Regions from separate parts of the Homo sapiens genome. Here all the other regions are linked to region 3. Evidence: chromatin loops called from intact Hi-C (ENCODE). Cell type or tissue: ascending aorta. All regions are shown on one strand. Each heading gives the region's core, and the rest is flanking DNA. Links, peaks and the distances in the headings are about the cores only. Region 1 overlaps LOC107984198 (a long non-coding RNA gene). Region 2 has its middle 61 kb from the start of AKR1C1. Region 3 overlaps AKR1E2 (aldo-keto reductase family 1 member E2).

Region 1 (5,806 bases), core at 3,307-5,806, 230 kb after region 3:
TCTAGTACTATTGAGCAGCAATTTAAGTATTAGGGATTTACAAATGTGTTTAATTTATGGCCAAACCCTGGCATAAGTCAAAATAAATGCTTATATTTGATCACTAAAATACGAGGTAATGATCCACCTCAGGGAGGAGAGTATGTGACTGCAATTAGAATCTTTAAAGCCTTCTGTTTAGAAAGCATGCTTGCTTGAACTTCAAGTTTCTAGGCAAATGTAAGGGTCATTTGTAAAAGCTGAGTTTTTCCTGTTGCCAATAAGGATAGAGACCTTTTCTTCTATGCTCATGTCTTAGACTATTTTCTTAAGAAAAAAATTGTATTTGTAAACTCTTCCTTAGTCCCTTTATTATGCATGTCAGTTTTTTGAAAAGCTGACTAAGCCTCTAGCCAGAATTGCAACCTGCCAGTGTTGTGTTAAGGGTAAGAGAGACAACTCTTTGGAAATGAAAATATCAAGAAAGATAACTTCCTATCTCCATGGGCCCCTTACTCCAAGCTACAACTGCCTGCTTGTCATAAAGAAATGTTATTTTTCCTTGGGATAAAGGTGACTGTCTAGCACAGAAGGATACCCCAATTACCAGGTGAATTTAGGATGGAGAATGTTATAAAAAGAATGTTTGAAAGAATGTTATAAAAAATGGTGGTGTTAGGCCTTATTACATGAAGACCAGTTATCATTTATCTCAAGAAGATGCATGTAAGGATTATATTTCTTGGCTATATAAAGGGGTGAGATTTCTTTCTGTCTTTGTAATCTCTTTAGCATGTTACCTGTGATGCACATTGCAGCCTGGTTTAATGCTTTTTAAATTTTATTTGTTTATTTATTTATTTTCGAGACAGAGTCTTGCTCTTTCTCCCAGGTTAGAGTGTAGTGGCACAATCTTGGCTCACTGCAACCTCCGCCTCCTGAGTTCAAGTGATTCACATGCCTTAGCCTCTCAAGATGCTGGGATTACAGGCAGGCACCACCCCACCCAGCTAATTTTTGTATTCTTAGTAGAGATGTGATTTCACCATGTTGGCCAGGCTGGTCTCGAACCCTTGTCCTCATGATCCGCCTGCCTCAGCCTCCCAAATTGCTGGGATTACAGGTGTGAGCCACTGCACCCAGCCCTAATGCTTTTTTAATAAGAAAATTATTTTCTTTATTTTCTACTTTATAGAGAGTTTTGTAGAATGGCAGGAGATTTCATTTTTAACATTATTCTCCAATATAAAGGAGAACAGACTTGACAGTTGTCCCAAATTAGGTAAAAGATTGAGATTGGAGATCCCCATAGGCCCATAATTTCTACCTTTGGTAACATAATGGAAGACATAGAACAACCCTCCCCTACACAGACTCCTCAGTGGGACAGCCCAATTACATCCACTGTCCTGAGCACATGGACCCCCTTTCTCTCTCAGTCTTACCCACATGACTCAGCGAGCAGCTCCAGCCCAGATCACAGAACCATATGAAGAATTGAAAACCCCACCTTCTCAAGAGGGCCAAGGGCAGAGCATTGACATATTTGATTAGTACCAAGGAGACATGAGAAAAATGAAAAGACTGCCATGACTGTATTTTGGTATTCCAGAGTTTCTGCCTTGCTGCTATCAAGAACATCACCCTCACCTTGGGTGCTTCTTGTTAGTAATTCTTCCTCCTTGACCTCACCCTGTTCTGTGGTTGTAAATCCCCACTTGTCTTGGTTGAAGGCAGAGTTGAGCTTGAAGGAAACCAAAATATTTCACTCTTGGGAAAGGAAGATAAATCTTAGGGCCCCAAAATCACTAAGCTAAAGAAAAAAGTCAAGCTGGGAACTGCTCAGCACAAACTTGCCCCCCATTCTATTCAAAGTCACCCGTCTGCTCACCGAGATAATTACATATTTGATTGCCTCCTTTGCAGAGGCTAACCAGAAACTCAAAAGAATGTAACCATTTGTCTCTTATCTATCTATGACCTGGAAGCCCCCTCCCCACTTCAAGTTGTCCCACCTTTCCGGACTGAACCAATGTTCATCATACATGTGTTGATTGATGTCTCATGTCTCCCTAAAATGTATGATACCAAGCTGTGCCCCGACCACGTTGGACACATATCCTCAGGACCTCCTGAGGGTGTGTCATGGTCATTTGTCCTCAATATTGGCAAAATAAACTCTCTATATTAACTGAGACCTCTCTCAGATTTTGGGGGTCCATACTCTAAAAGAAAGTATTTTGACAAATTTCAAGATGGCTATTCAGAAGGGCAGGAAATACAAGAACAGCTGAAAACTGTCTGTTATGAGAGAGGCTTGCACCTGTAGAGAAACTCTGCTTGGATGCAGCCAGGCTTTCTCTGAGGCTTTCCCTTTGACTTAGGAAAGATTAACTGACGGTCTGACATCTTTAAAGGTCTGAAGAAAACATTTTCCATCTCTTCTCTTAAGTGCTGCTATCTGTGAGGTTTCATTGACATAGTGTGCAAGAAGATTAAATTTTGGTACCCGAAACTCTTTTAGCCAAAGAGAAAATTCTAGCCAGGAACTGGGACACAAAAACCTGCCTCCCTCTTTTGGTTCCTAAATAAGATGGCTACAAGATGAAAGGCTACCCACCTCCCCCATATTTTGTCCACAAGGAAATTCCTGGTGAGCTGTTGAAACTTCACCATGGTGATACAAATCCATAGCTTATCTTTACAGTTGCGGTCACCCCACAGACACAAATGCATTTCCGATTGTTCACCTACCCCATTTTGTCTGTGTTATCTTATGTAAAATGCAGAGTCCCCATATTTTTCCTCTGCCCCCTGTTGTTGATGTGAGAACTGTGTGCTTCTCAATATCCCGCCCTTTCCCCTTTAAATTTGGAGCCCTCAAAATCAGAGAAAGGCATAGACCTGTCTCCTGGGTGCATCCTCAACTTTGGCAAATAAATCTCCTAAAATTACTGAGACCTGTCTCATCATTCTTTGGTTGACAATAACAAGACCTCTGCTAGCCAGGCCTCCTCTTTTCTCCCTCCCATAACCCATGTTGCCACTACAATCTGTTTTGCCAAGATTTAAGTCCCTCTCTCATTTTTTTTTTATAAACTTAGATGGTTTACACGTTGCTCTGTGGTTCTCCCCTACACATGGTCATAAGTTTGTGTGCCTTTTCTCTTTCTAATCTGCCTTTTGTTAGGTGAATTTTTAGTGAACTTAAGAAGGTAGAGAAAATTTTTTCCCTTGGCCCCCACCAGCATGATCGCTCTCCCACAGAAAGACCCAAATTAAGTGGCCCTACATCTAACGCCATGGCCCCCCTTGAGTGAAGTATTTCTCACTGTGTTTTAGGAAATGTCATAAATAAGTTTTTTTTAACACCCTGTCGGACCATAAAGGATTGATCTACTGGTAGACACTTATTCTCAATCAGAGCTTTTCCCAAGGGAATTTGTCATGTGGAAAAAAGCCATTTGTCAAGGAATGGCCAGGCATTGTGGCTCATGCCTGTAATCCCAGCACTTTGGGAGGCTGAGGTGGGCGAATCACCTGAGGTTGGGAGTTTGAGACCAGCCTGACCAACGTGAAGAAACCCTGTCTCTACTAAAAATACAAAATTAGCCGGGCATGGTGGTGCATGCCTCCTATCCCACCTACTCGGGAGGCTGAGGCAGGAGAATCACTTGAACCCGGGAGGCAGAGGTTGCAGTGAGCCAAGATCATGCCATTGCACTCTAGCCTGGGCAATAAGAGCAAAACTCCATCTCAAAAAAAAAAAAGTCAAGGAATATGGGAGTCACGGGGGCTCGGATGTATTACTAGGGGGGCTCTAGAGAGATGGAGGGGCACAGGTTGCTGGGGCTAAGATATCCTGAGCTGCACTGGTTTCTGAGCTATTCAAATCCCAGTTGTTTCACCCTTTATTTTTGGAATCACCCAGGATCCTTTTAGCAACCACCTTTCACTTGCATTTAAGCCTGTTTTTACGGTTGCAAACACACAAAACACACTTAAATAAGATGATGTAACAGTAGTTCTCAAATCATAGCAACAACTCTAGTAGTTGTGTCCTAGGAAATTAAAATTCTGTGTTACCTACTTGCTATGGTTTGATGTGTTCTCCAAAGTCCATGTGTTGGAAACTTAATCCTCAATGCAATAGTGTTGAGATGTGGGACCTTTAAGTGATAATTAGATCATGAGGGATTTGCCTCATTCATTAATTATTGCTATTATCTCAGGTGAGTTAGTTATCGGAGATTGAAATCCTGATAAAAAGTTGAGTTTGTTCTCTCTGTCTCTCTCTCTCTCTCTCCACTCTAGAATTGTAAAAAACTAATCTCTATTCTGCATAAATTACCCAGTCTCAGGTATTCCATTATATTAGCAGGAAATGGACTAAGACACTACTTTATAAAATTTTGCAGTTTCCAATGTTCAGCTTTTCCTTGATCCGGCTTCATCTACATTTTTCTTTGCTTGTTACTGATGGTGAAATTTTCCTGTTGTCTTTCATTTATGGCTTACACTATCACATGCTCTGTACTAATTCATGCCTTCTATTTCCTTCTGTTGTTTTTGGAAGCATCTCTTTTCATGTGTCTCATTTTTAGGCTCTATAAGACATATCGTAAAACTCACTTGATTCCTCACTGTCATGCATAGAGCTCTGTCTGGGGGAAGTTCTCCCTCCTGACATGCTACGCCATTACCCAGCCAAAGGAGCACTGCCTTTGCTTTATTTGCACATTCCTGTTTTAAACAGTCATGCCCAGAATTATGTGGCTACTTGGCGCACATAATGAAAAATCTGGTTTTTGAAGTCATGCATAAAATTAAAATATCTTTGTATTTGGTTGTCTCACATCCACTGTGGTCTCTGTTTCAGCACCTCATTGGGATTATTGAACTCATTAAATTCTTTACATGAACTTGAATTGTTCATTGAAATCTCTAGCCATTTCCCTGGTTAAACAGGATAATCTTTTTTTTTCACTAAAGAACATTCGTGGTGGTTTAGTGATGAGGTTAATATTCCCCTCTTGTCCACCTCCACATTGGAAAAACCACGTTGGACTGAGTTTTGAGGAGCAAAGAACTAATCACTTGACCAAAGGGGCCCTGTATCCCCACAAGCCCTGGGTATTTTTCTCTCATAGAGAGAAGAGGGTCTGTATGGATACCTGAAAATGTGATTTTATATATTCTTGGCATCCAGGGGAGAAAAATCAAAAAGCAAGGAAGCTACAGTTATCTCCCCAGAAATTAATGGGTCATGTCAAGACTATAGGTTTTCATTTCCTTCTGTTGCTTGTTAGAATGATGTTCTTGTGGGAAACTGGAGTTCCACAATTCCCATTTCTTCTTGACTCCCTACCCTAGCTAAGTACTTTATTCTTAAGAGACTGGCACCAAGTCACTGTGTCCTATTATGGAAATGCAAGGTTTGTCTTTTGAATGGATTTCTGAAGACAATGGGTAAAACATTAAAGTTGATTTAATTGCTTGCCTGTCTGGGCAAGGAGTTTGGTTTTTGCTGAACATTCCCCTTAGTAAAATGGCAGGATGGTTTGCTTGCCATTGAAACTAACCAAACATTTAATCCTTTTCCCTTTAGAGAAAAAAGAAAAAAAAAGGTGCAGCTCACTGCCAGTGCCCATTTAGTTTTACATTAACATGTTCCTTGAGGTTGAAGCAAATCTGACCGATTTTCAATGTAAAAATAACATATAAAAACTGTTCTCGGAGTTATTTCTAAACAGAACTAAGATCAGAATTCTTTGAATCATCAGAATCATCTCTTTTGAAAAATCGATTCATCAAATGAATCTTCAGC
Region 2 (6,341 bases), core at 2,172-4,671, 52 kb after region 3:
AAATAACACCACACATCTACAATCATCTGATCTTTGAGAAACCTGACAAAAACAAGAAGTGGGGAAAGGATTCCCTATTTAATAAATGGTGCTGGGAAACCTGGCTATCCATATGTAGAAAGCTGAAACTGGATCCTTTCCTTATACCTTATACAAAAATTAATTCAAGATGGATTAAAGACTTAAATGTTAGACCTAAAAGCATAAAAACCCTAGAAGAAAACCTAGGCAATACCATTCAGGACATAGGCATGGGCGAGGACTTCATGACCAAAACAACACAAGCAATGGCAACAAAAGCCAAACTAGACAAATGGGATCTAATTAAACTAAAGAGCTTCTGCACAGCAAAAGAAACTACCATCAGAGTGAACAGGCAACCTACAGAATGGGAGAAAATTTTTGCAATCTACCCATCTGACAAAGGGCTAATATCCAGAATCTACAAAGAACTCAAACAAATTTACAAGAAATTAAAAAACCTGTCAAAAAGTGGACAAAGGATATGAATGGACAGTTCTCAAAAGAAGACATCTATGCAGCCAACAGACACATGAAAAAATGCTCATCATTACTGGTCATTAGAGAAATGCAAATCAAGACCACAATGAGATACCATCTCACACCAGTTAGAATGGCAATCATTAAAAAGTCAGGCAACAACAGATGCTGGAGAGGATGTGGAGAAATAGGAATGCTTTTACACTGTTGGTGGGAGTGTAAATTAGTTCAACCATTGTGGAAGACAGTGTGGTGATTCCTCAAGGATCTAGAACTAGAATTTCCATTTGACCCAGCCATCCCATTACTGGGTATATACCCAAAGGATTATAAATCATGCTACTATAAAGACACATGCACATGTATGTTTATTGCAGCACTATCCACAATAGCAAAGACTTGGAACCAACCCAAATGTCCATCAATGATAGACTGGATTAAGAAAATGTGGCACATATACACCATGGAATACTATGTAGCCATAAAAAATGATGAGTTCACATCCTTTGCAGGGACATGGATGAAGCTGGAAACCATCATTCTCAGCCAACTATCACAAGTACAGAAAACCAAACACCGCATGTTCTCACTCATAGGTGAGAATTGAACAATGAGATCACTTGGACACAGGGTGGGGAGCATCACACACCTGGGCCTGTCAGTGGGTGGGGGGCTGGCGGGGGGATAGCATTAGGAGAAATACCTAATGTAAATGATGAGTTGATGGGCACAGCAAACCAGCTTGGCACATGTATACCTATATATCAAACCTGAAAGTATAATTTAAAAAATATTTGAGGTCAGGTAATGTGATTCCTCCAGTTTTGTATTTTTTGCTTAGGATAGCTTGGGTTATTCTGGTTCTATTAGGCTGATAACAACAGTGTTTGTATAAACAAACAAACTGGCAAAAATAAAACTAATAAAAACTTTACACCTTAAGTTCGTACTCGTACCCCAGCTTTTAAACTTTTTGTTGTTTCTATTTATATCATATTGTACTGTTTATGTCTTGAAACGTTGTTATTATTTTGATTGGTTCATCATTTAGTTTATCTGCTTAGGATTAGAGTAGTTTAGACACCACGGTTACAGTCTTATAATATTCTCTGTTTTCCTGTGTACTTGCTGTTACCAGTGAGTTCTGTACATTCAGATGATTTCTTATTTCTCATTAATGTCCTTTTCTTTCTGATTGAAGTGCTCCCTTTAGCATTTCTTGTAGGACAGGCCTGGCATTGATGAAATCCCTCAGCTTTTGTTTATCTGGGAAAGTCTTTATTTTTCCTTCATGTTTGAAAGATATTTTCACTGGATATGCTATTCTAGGGTAAAAGATATTTTTCTTCAGCACTTTAAATATGTCATGCCACTCTCTCCCGGCCTGTAAGGTTTCTATTGAAAAGTCTGCTGCCAGATGTATTGGAGCTCCATTGTATGTGTTTTTTTTCTCTCTCTCTCTCTCTCTTTTGCTGCTTTTAGGATCCTTTCTTTATCTTTGATCTTTGAAAGTTCGATTATTAAATGGCCTGAAGTACTCTTATTTGGGTTAAATTTCCTTGGTGTTCTATAACCTTCTTGTATTTGAATATTGATATCTTTCTCTGGGTTTGGGAAGTTCTCTGCCATCCCTTTGAATAAACTTTCTATCTCTCTTTCTTTCTCTACCTCATCTTTAAGCCCAGTAACTCTTAGATTTGCCTGCTGATTCCTTCCATTGATTTTACCTTTTTTTAGACAACTGTCTTAATCAAGTAACTATCAACATAGTAGAAAGTATTAGTGGAAAGTATTAGTGGCACATAACACCTCACACTCTAAAAAACAGCATATGTTAAATTCGAAAAATGATGTGAACTCATATCTTCAAAATAACATCTTCCAGGCTGGGTGCGGTGGCTCACACCTGTAATCCCAGCACTTTGGCAGGCCAAGACGGGTGGATCAGTTGAGGTCAGGAGTTCAAGACCAGCCTGGCCAATAACGTGAAACCTCATCTCCACTAAAAATAGAAATTAGCCAAGTGTAGTGACATGTGACTGTAACCCCACCTACTTGGGAGGCTGAGGCAGGAGAATCGCTTGAACCCAGGAGGCAGAGGTTGCACTGAGTCAAGATCTTGCCACTGTACTCCAGCCTGGTGACAGAGGGAGACTCTGTCTCAAAAAATAAAAATAATAATAAAAAAATAAAAAACACATCTTCCAGCCCAGTAGTACTTTTACCCCACCAGTTCTTTCTTGTGTGTTGAGATGGAGTCTTGCTCTGTTGCCCAGGCTAGAGTGCAGTGGCGTGATCTTGGCTCACCACGACCTCCACCTCCCGGGTTCAAGCGATTCTCCTGCCTCAGCCTCCGGAGTAGCTGGGATTACAGGCACGTGCCATCATGCCCAGCTAATTTTTGTGTTTTCGGTAGAAACGGGGTTTCACCATCTTGGCCAGGCTGGTCTCAAACTCCTGACCTCAGGATCCACCCACCTCAGCCTCCCAAAGTGCTGGGATTACAGGCGTGAGCCACCACACCCACCCCCCACCAGTTATTTTCATGTGCAACACTAATGACCAAAATTTGTTTGATCTATTTCCCTCTAAAAGAATTTTGTCTTCTTGTAGTATAACTGTTTTTTGTCTTAAAGCAGGCAAAATAAGGACAAATCAGAATATTGTGTTATGTCCAGAAAGCAAGGTTGGTTTTGAAGGCTGCTAGCAATGATTCTGAAAGGGCAAAGCTGCTCACTGAAGGAATCCTATTAGACTCACTGTGACATTTAAAAATGAAAATAGTGTTAACATTGTTATTTGGAAAAGTGGAGTCTATAAAAAGCCATGAATTAATAATTATGCTGAAAAAAGCAAATTCATATAAAGTTTGGAGAAGGTAGCTAGAATATAAAAAGAGGTGAACAAAATGTTTAATTCGTTACTGATTTTAATAAGTTAGGGAAGATTATATGTACGAGCACTTTTTTTTCTTTCATATGAGTTTCAGATTAGAGAATGAACAACATGTACTTCTTTCTGGTTTCGGAAGCAGAAACTTGAAAGCAAGCCAAGCAGTGTTGAAAGTGTGACAAGTACAAGAATAATCAGTTCAATCAGTCATCATACAAAATAAAGGTTAAGCACTCCAGTGGAAAGTACCAGTTTTCAAACACCAATAAATGGAAACTCTAAAATGCATATCAACTCAGGACACACAAGTTTGAGAAACGACTAAAGCTTATGAGAAAGTCAAAAGGCACAGACATTTGTTTAACTGTGTGGAAAGAAGTGCCTTTGTGTGAAAGAGAGCTCACTCGGCCTGATGATTGTGGCCTTGGGATTGACTCATCCTGGGAAAGGGACTCACGCTTAGGACTGAAGGGGGCCAGCCCCTCCACACCTGTGGGTATTTCGATTCAGGTGGGAGGAGAGACTGAGAAAAGAAATAAGACACAGAGACAAAGTACAGAGAAAGAACTGTGGGCCGAGGGGACCAGCGCTCAGCATACGAAGGACCCGCACCGGCACCAGACTCTGAGTTCCCTCAGTATTTATTGATCATTATTTTTACTATCTTAGCGAGGGGAGTGTAGCAGGGCAACAGGTGGGGAGAAGGTCAGCAGGGAAACATGTGAGCAAAGGAATCGGTATCATGAATAAGTTCAAGGAAAGGTACTGTGCCTGGATGTGCACGTAGGCTAGATTTATGTTTCTCTTTACCCAAACATCTCAGCGTAGAAAAGAGTAACAGAGCAGTATTGCTGCCAGCATATCTCGACTCCAGCCACAGGGCGGTTTTCTCCTGTCTCAGAATAGAACCAATGGGATTGGTCTGCTTTACACCTAGACATTCCATTCCCAGGGACGAACAGGAGACAGAAGCCTTCCTCTTATCTCAACTGCAAAGAGGCCTCTCTCTTTCACTACTCCTCCTCAGCACAGACCCTTTATGGGTGGGATGTCGGGCTGGGGGACTGTCAGGTCTTTCCTTTCCCACGAGGCCATATCTCAGTCTGTCTCAGTGGGGGGAAACCTTGGACAGTACCTAGGCTTTCTTGGGCAGAGGTCCCTGCAGCCTTCTGCAGTGCATGGTGTCCCTGGTTAATCGAGAATGGAGAATGGCGATGACTTTTACCAAGCATACTGCCTGCAAACATATTGTTAACAAGGCACATCCTGCACAGCCCTAAATCCATTAAACTTTGATTCAATACAGCACATGTTTCTGTGAGCACAGGGTTGGGGCTACAGTTACAGGTTAACAGCATCTCAAAGCAGAAACAATTTTTCTTAGAACAGATCAAAATGGAGTTTGATATGTCTTCCTTTTCTACATAAACACAGTAACAATCTGATCTCTCTTTCTTTTCCCTACATAGGACCTGCTGAGAAACAATATCAATTAATCAATTATCCAAGTTCAGCAATTTCAGCTGGTCTTTTTGGGGATATTTCAATAAAGCTTTATTCATGAACACTGAAAGTTTTAATTCATGTAATTTTACATGGCATGAAATAATATAAATCTCTTACATTTTCAATCGCTAAAAAATATACAAACCATTTTTGGCTCATGGGCTATACAAAACTGGGCAGCACGTTAGGCTTGTGGGCCATAGTTCTGTATAGTTAGTGGGTATTATTATATCTGTAGTTATTTTTCTATAAATTCTTATTTTAAAATTATGATCACATACATACAATGTAATATTTATTATTGTAACTATTCATAAACATATAATCCAGTGGCATTAAATGCATTCACAATGTTGTGTGACCATCACCATTTCTATACCCAAAACATTTTTGTCATTCTTAGCAAAAACTCTGTACCTATTAAAAAATTTCCTTTTGAGTTGTTCATTGTTGGTGTATGGAAACACAACTGATTTTTTTGTGTGTTGATCTTATACTCTGCAACTCTGCAGAATTTATTTATTAACTCTAGAAGATTTCTTATGAATTATTTGAGATTTTCTACATGTAGGGTCATATCGTCTGTGAAGAGAGGATTCCTTTTACTTCTCTTTCTTGTCTGATAGCTCCAGCCAGAATATCCATTACAATGTTAAATAGTAGTGATGAAGGCAGGCATCCTTGTCTTGTTCCTCACCTTAAGGGGAACACTTCCAGTCTTTCCCCTTTGAATTTCTCACATATGGCTTTTATGTGTGTTTTTTACCTTTATTATATTAATTGTTTTATTACATTAATTGATTTTCTTCTTTGAACCATCCTTGTGTTCCTAAAGTCCCATTGGATGATGATGTATAATCCTTTTAATATGTGATGGGATTGGATTTTCTAATATTTTACTGCAGATTTTTGAATAAATATTCACAGGGAATAAAGGTCTACAGTTCTCTTGCAATAACTTTATCTGAGTTTTGTATCAGAGTAATGATAGCCTCATAGAATGAGTTTGGAAGTGTTCCTTTCTCTTCAAGTTTTTGGAAGCATTTCAGGATTGGTATTATTTCTCTTTAAATGCATGGTAGAATTCACCAGTGAAGCCATCTGGTCCAGAACTTTTCCCCACTGGGAGGTTCTGATTACTGATTAAATCTCTTTACTTGTTACAGTTCTGTTGAGATTTTCTATTTATTCTTCAATTAGTTTAAATAATTTGTGTGTTTTAGGGAATTTGTCCATTTCTTCTAGGTTACCTTATTAATTGACATGCAATTGTGATAGCATTTTCCTATAATTCTTTTTATTTTATAAGGTAACATTCTCACTTTCATTTATGATTTTAATTATTTGCATTTACTCTCTTTATATTTTTGTCAGTCTAGCTAAAGCTTTGACAATTTGCTGGTTTTTTTAAGTACAAACTTTTCTTTTCATGAATTTTCTGT
Region 3 (6,341 bases), core at 1,974-4,473:
GAGTGCAGTATATATTTCCATCTGTCCAAGGCTTCCTAAATGTAGCCAAGGCCAAGCCAACACCAGTCACATGATCAAAATCAAAGGGCATTTGGGGAATCCAGGCTGTGATTCAGGGAAGTTCCAAGTGTCTGATGAAGTGTTTGTTTTACATCTTTGTGTCCCTTGCAGGTCTAGCACTGTGCTATGTAGGTAACATGTGCTCCATTAAATGTGAATTAAACTAAGTTTTCTACAAACATTGTGTTTTGGTTCCAGGTGTTTGATTTTGAATTAACACAGCACGATATGGATAACATCCTCAGCCTAAACAGGAATCTCCGACTGGCCATGTTCCCCATGTAAATATGGCTCCTTCTTTTTAAAACAGAGGGAAGAATATACAGATTGAATGATTGGTGTCTGAATAGGTATTTATCATACACATTTTAGATTAATTAAACTTTCTCATTATAATTCTTTCCTGTTTGAAGATGAGCCACTGAATGAAGCTAATTTCATGCACTGGGGAGTTTAAAAGTATATACCATTTAAAATGTTTCTCTTAAAAAATAATCATTCTTTGTTCCTATTTTTGATTTGTTTTTCTGTTTTTCAGAACTAAAAATCACAAAGACTATCCTTTCCACATAGAATACTGAGGACGCTTCCCCTTCCTTGTTTCTGCTCAGCCCAGATGCACAGACACTATTGGCAATGTTGACCCTCCTCTGTCATCACAGCGCCAGGGCAGCTGTGCCTGGGACAGGAGCCACACAGTCAGAGGGGGATGTAAGAGCCACCTTCTCTGACAAATCTGGAGAATTGAGTGTGTTCTAAGTGAAGGCAATGGGGTTTCTCCAAGACAGCCTGTGTGGCCTCTACTCTGAACAAATACACTGATGAGTCATCAGTGAAATTTGCCTTCACATTTTAAGAAAACTTTATCTTATGGAGTTATTTAAGCCATCTACAGAGCTGAGGAAACAGTGTAATGTGTCTCTGCCCCATTGCGCAGCTCCACCCATTGTGCCCCAGGCCAGCCCGCGTCACCTACACTTCCTTCTGTGCCCTGCCAGTGACCCCCAGGTTATTCTAAAGCAGAGTCCTTCCCTTCCCCCAGTGAGAAGGAAAATGGGATAAGTCTGGGACACTGTTTCAGTTCAATAAAGAGGCTTTTTTCTTCCTTAAAAATCTGAATTTTAATTTCTTTTTTTTTTTTTTTTTGAGACAGAGTCTCACTATGTCACCCAGGCTGGAGTATAGTCAAGTGATCTCAGCTCACTGCAACCTCCGCCTCCTGGGCTTAAGTGATCCTCCTGCCTCAGCCCCCCAAGTAGCTGGTTAATTCCTAAATACTAGTTTTTAATACGGTCTTCTGATAAGTCAGATTATACCTGGGGAACCCCCATAGCGGAGATGAAATACAGCTCACTTTCTCACATCTGCTCATTCAGCCTGTTTAGATTCATGTATCAGAAGGAGGCCCTGCAGAGCATGGTGTTCACGCCCAGGCGTTGGTAGAGGGTGTGGGTTAATGGACTTCCTGTGGTCCAGACGCCATGATCCCTGTCTTTGCTGTCTGCTCAGTGAATCTGGCCTAGCTCCTGTGCCCTGGGATTCATACCGGATCTCCAGGGATATAACTTCTCAACTCACAGGCCCTTGGCTCCTATTCAAAATGAGTTAAGCCAGAAAGAAATTGATGTCTACTCCATGGTCTCTTCCCGCTTCTTGTGTCCCCCACATCAGCCTCCAAACAAGCCTCTCATTTCCTCCTCCCTCTGCATCAGGTTCAGGGAAGATATGGAGGTGTTGCCCAGTGGCTGAAGGGGACTGTTTGGGGACAGTTCCCCTCCACATCACTTCCCATTTTCACTCTATCACAAGCAGGCCAGCTGAGTCAGAGGTGTGGGTTCTGCAGATAAAAGTTGTGCTTTTCTAGCTCTGTGATCCTGAGCAGACTGCCTCACCTCCCAGCCTTCAGTGTCCTTGTCCACTCAGTGGAGGAATTGCAGCACCTCCCGGTTGTGGAGACAGCATCTGGCCCAAGTTATGTTCTAGGAAGAATGCATTGTTACTGCGACCAGTATCATTGCCATTGCCTCATTCCTCAGTTTCTCATCCACCTCCCTGCCCAGCCTTCCAGATGTGCAGGGATGTGTAGAAACCTTCTAGCTTGGCCTCAAGAGAGGACTTTGCTGCGGGTGTCACCAAAACGAAAAGACATGACTGGTGCAAGAGCTTCATGGGAGCCTCGCCCTAGTGGGGGTAGGATTGAGGGTGGGGTGTCATGGTTTGACCAAATTTCCAGGGAGAGTTTAATCAGAAGACTGTTTACAAAGGACTGAGGAAATGGGAGAGTCTCTTGACCTTCCTACGATCAGGCCCTGTCCACCACCATGGACCTTTAATTTTTCCATGTTCGTGACTCCTTATCATTCATTAGCTGTGTGACTTTGTGCAAATTACTTAACCTTTTAAACCTTTAAACTCTTTGTCACTGTCTACCTAGAGGTGTTAGGATTCAGTGGCATAGTGCCATGCAGCAGGTGACACAGTCATCTGCATGTAGCACTCTTGTGAACACATGCGTGTGTAGGTGTGTGACTTGTATTTTATCTCCCACAGAGTCAAAAATCTAACTGCTATTTTGTGAATTTTCCTTGTCACTTATACTTAAACCATTGTTCATTGACCTTAAAAGTAGAGAGTAGAATGGTGGTTACCAGAGGCTGGGGAGGGCAGGGGTGGATGGCTGATGAGGAGAGGTTGGTCAGCAAGGACACAGTTGCAGTTGGGAGGAATGAGTCTCAGCGCTCCATTGCACAGTAGCGTGAGTTGGTTAACAGTAATACGTCAGGTGTCTCACGATAGCTGGCCAATGAGGATCCACTACGTTATTTGCATTTCATGGATTTACTTCCAGCCGGCATGAAAACTGAGTGAAGCTGGCCACCAGGTGGCGCTGGGAAGCACTTAATGGTCCAGTGCATCTGCGGCTCTTAACAGGAGATGGCAGCCTTTTACTGTCTTTGATTTTAAGACCTCTTCAACTTTGTACAATCACAGTGAGGAAGGAAACAATGGATAGCAAAAATAGGCAAACACTGGGCAACTGCAAAGCTTAAAAAGTTTCACAGAAGTTACGCAGCCTCGTTCTTGAGCAGTATTTCCCAGTTCCCTTTTCAGATGGTAATTGATAACCCGGCCCCTCTTGTCTGTTCATTCTGAGTGGAGCTGACAAGCCCTCCCCTTCTTTGGTTCCCTGCTTTTCTCTAGGGAATGTGACTTCTGTGTAAGTTCTTCCCCACTCTGGGGCCTGGAGACCAAGGTCCACAGAGGAGGTGTAAACGTGTGCCCTTAAGGGACCCTCTGCGTCAAATGATTGTGGGCATCTCTCCTGACTTTAAGACTGGGAGATACTCAGATACTCGTTTCAGTAGCTGCTTCTCCTCATTGGCACTTTCGTATTTTATTTGAATGGAAAATCCAAGGATAAGTGGTAATCAAAGGCTTAAAAAGCTGGAAACAGATTCGGGAGGTGTGGATGGGCATCAAATGGGCATCAAGGAGCAAGAGACCTTGGGGAGGATGGCAGGGCCTCGCTGACTGATGGCAGTTTATGTTTGATTGTTTTGAGAAACTGCCAACTGTTTCCCAAAGTGCACAGGCTTACAGTCGCATCAGCAATGTGCGAGGTTCCGGTTTCTCCACACCCTCGCCAGCATTAGTTTTGGTCTGCCCCTGTTGTTGTTACAGCTGTTTTAGTGGGTGTTCAATGGTGTCTCATTGTGGATTTCATTACAATTCCTTACTGCCTAATGATCTGAGCATCTTTTCATGTGCTTATTGGCCATTTGTATGTCTTTGGTGAAATCCCCCATGGCATTCCTATGAGTTCACTGTGGGTGCCGCAGGGTGACTATGTGCACAATCTTGGAACTGTGCATTTAGACACTATTTATTAGTTCCCAACTTTAATCAATGATAAAATTCGCATTTTAGCACGTTTATTTCTCCATCTTTTCTCTTTCTTCCATTTCTCCTTTTCTTCACACAGACATCTAATATGCACCTTAAACTTTATGTGTCTAAAACAATGCTTCAAGCTCAACCCCAGCTCTCCAACAAGCTTTCTTTATTGTTATTCCTTAGTTATAAAGATGAGGGAGACTTGGTCTTGCCCTTAAACACCCAAGTTGAAATGGGAGAGGCACGCATGTGGAGGCGATCACAGAACAGTGACATGTGATGCGACCAGCTCTGGCTGGGTTTGGGCACATTTTCATTTTATATCATGAAATTGATCAAGACCCTGTGTCTTCATTGTGTTCCTTTTTCTTGTTATGCAGCATATTTTCACAGGACTGAATTCTTTTACGTATCCATACACTGGGGCAAATCAACTATCCAGACCTAGGTTAGCAACATTAGATGATGTGACATCCACCATACTGTGGTCATTGTCACTCCCGGTTGGATTCTGCTCTGGGCAGAGAGGGCTAATGGGCGTGACTCTAGGCCCAGTTTCCATAGCCTGGCAGTCCTCACTAGGAGGCTAGAGCTGGACTGGAAGCCTGTCTTCACCAACTGGTTTCTGGTACTTTGAACACATGGAGAACAAGGAAAACTACAATTTTTAATGTGCACTTCTGTCACGTATCGCCTCTGCCACTTAGAATTATATCCATGCTCCAACACCAATCCCTCCCTAACATTAGCTAGTACTAACTCGATGCTTTCTGTGTGCCAGGTACTATTCTATAAGTATGTTACAGGTTTTAACTGAATCTTCACAGAAAGGTAGGATTTACCATTATTTCTGTTTTATAAATGAAATAACCAAGGAATAGAGAAGTTAAGTAAATTACCCGCAAATACCCAGCTAGTAAAGTGATGTAAGTAGAATTTGACTCGGGAAATCTGGCTTCAGAGGCTGGGCTTTTAATTACATACCATGTGGGAAACAGTTAACTAGGTACTCTTTCTCTTGGAATTAATCTTTTTAAACTATGTAAATAAGAGGGTGAGACTTTTGGTGTTGATTCCCGAGAAGATAGGACACATTCCACCCCACAGGACTGGCATGTGGCCCAGTGACAGTGCCAGACCCTTTGAACACACAGCTCCGTTCCATGTGACGCCAGTGGAAAATCAAACATTTCTTGGCAGTATTGACGAGTATTTGGATGAAAGAAACAGAAGAGCTCATTAAACCTGCAAAACTCTATTCCAATGGTGACCAGCATTACTTCACCTGGGAAATCATTGAAAAACAATTACTGTGAGACTGGATTGGTGAGTCACACGAGTTCAAGCCATTATATGCTTAATTTACTTCCAGCCCTGATTTTAAACAGAGGCGGTATATTTAAATCAGAAGGAGATACGGAAACAGCAATTTCTTGGCTAGAAAAATCAGCATCTCTAGGGGGAAGTGGAAAATTCTCAAAGAGCTGAAGAGCATGAAAAAGGCTCCTTCTCTTGTCAAGATAGATCACGGCCCTCATTAGTGAAGAAGATTCTGCAGGCACAAAGGGCCCTGAACAAATGCTGGGCAACAACAGAAACTGTGGTGCGATTAATTCTTGTAAAATAATAAGACAGAAATAGCTCCATCAATGGAAGGAGAATACCGTTAGCTAGAGACTACCCAAAGGAAGAGAATCTCTGAAATTAAGTTAGATTAAGTGGGATTGAGTTGTGACAGCTGCAGGGACAGACCTTCACCACTGTGCCACCCCACCTGGTGTCTAATGAATTTACGCTGAAGCAGGTTAGGACAGTTTGCAAGCAGAAAATACAACAGAGATGGATTGGCAAGGTCTGCTGGAATTGCTGCTGCTTTTTTATTTTCATTTTATTTTGTTGTTTTTGTTCTAAAAATATTTTATTCTTTTTTTTGGCTTACACGGCAGAAATCCATTTTCTCACAGTTTTAGAGGCTAGAAGTCTAGGGTCAAGGTGTTAACAGATTTGGTTTCTTCTGAGGCCTCTCTCCAGGACTTTTCCTTCTGTGTCCTCACATGGTCTTCCTTCTGTGTGTGTCTGTGACCTTGAGGGATATTTTAAAGCTGAAGAGATAAAAGAGGTTGTGGGGCTATGTCTTAAGACAAAAGAACATTTAGGAAACCTCAGGAAATGATCAGAGTGGGATAGATGTTACTAGAAGAAACAAAGAAATTGAATTCAATTAGGAGTTAGAATCATTTACAAAGCAATGGGGAAAGTAAGCCCCTAAAAACTATTGTAGCATATAGTAACCAGAGCCAAACTCTCATAATATATTCCCCAAGGCAAAAGAAAAATATTTACAAGATTGGCGTTGTTTTATATGTTTGCAAACTTATTTAATAAGT

The links. A loop is a pair of places that touch in the nucleus more often than their neighbours do. Peaks named below come from ENCODE experiments on the same cell type or tissue, not always from the same donor. Only the 100,000 strongest peaks of a DNase experiment are listed, where the experiment ranks them.
Region 1: a loop joins it to region 3, with 2.7 times the contacts of the local background. A loop is called at or near these places in 3 of 110 quality-filtered maps.
Region 2: it touches region 3 in a loop (2.8-fold over the local background); 3 of 110 quality-filtered maps call a loop at or near these places.

Annotation. Positions count from the first base shown.
Region 1 is chr10:5,072,138-5,077,943 of GRCh38, forward strand. It overlaps LOC107984198 (a long non-coding RNA gene), which reads left to right. Exons shown (of 5, transcript XR_001747341.2): 4 at 5,763-5,806. LOC124902366 (a long non-coding RNA gene) reads right to left here and starts at 832. Exons shown (of 2, transcript XR_007062039.1): 1 at 1-832. It also overlaps a transcript of AKR1C3 not described here. In ascending aorta, for the core only: no CTCF peak of the experiment used is centred there; a DNase peak (open chromatin) is centred at 4,694; H3K27ac peaks cover 1,041 bases.
Region 2 is chr10:4,899,098-4,905,438 of GRCh38, forward strand. It overlaps the pseudogene AKR1C6P. Among named protein-coding and RNA genes, the nearest start is that of AKR1C1, 61 kb to the right of the region's middle. In ascending aorta, for the core only: no CTCF peak of the experiment used is centred there; no DNase peak of the experiment used is centred there; H3K4me3 peaks cover 987 bases; H3K27ac peaks cover 2,050 bases.
Region 3 is chr10:4,846,890-4,853,230 of GRCh38, forward strand. AKR1E2 (aldo-keto reductase family 1 member E2) reads left to right here. Exons shown (of 10, transcript NM_001040177.3): 9 at 259-341; 10 at 599-1,173. The coding sequence ends at 641. Among named protein-coding and RNA genes, the nearest start is that of AKR1E2, 24 kb to the left of the region's middle. RefSeq lists an enhancer at 2,808-3,102. In ascending aorta, for the core only: a CTCF peak has its summit at 2,965 (motif pointing right); a DNase peak (open chromatin) is centred at 2,932; H3K27ac peaks cover 1,201 bases.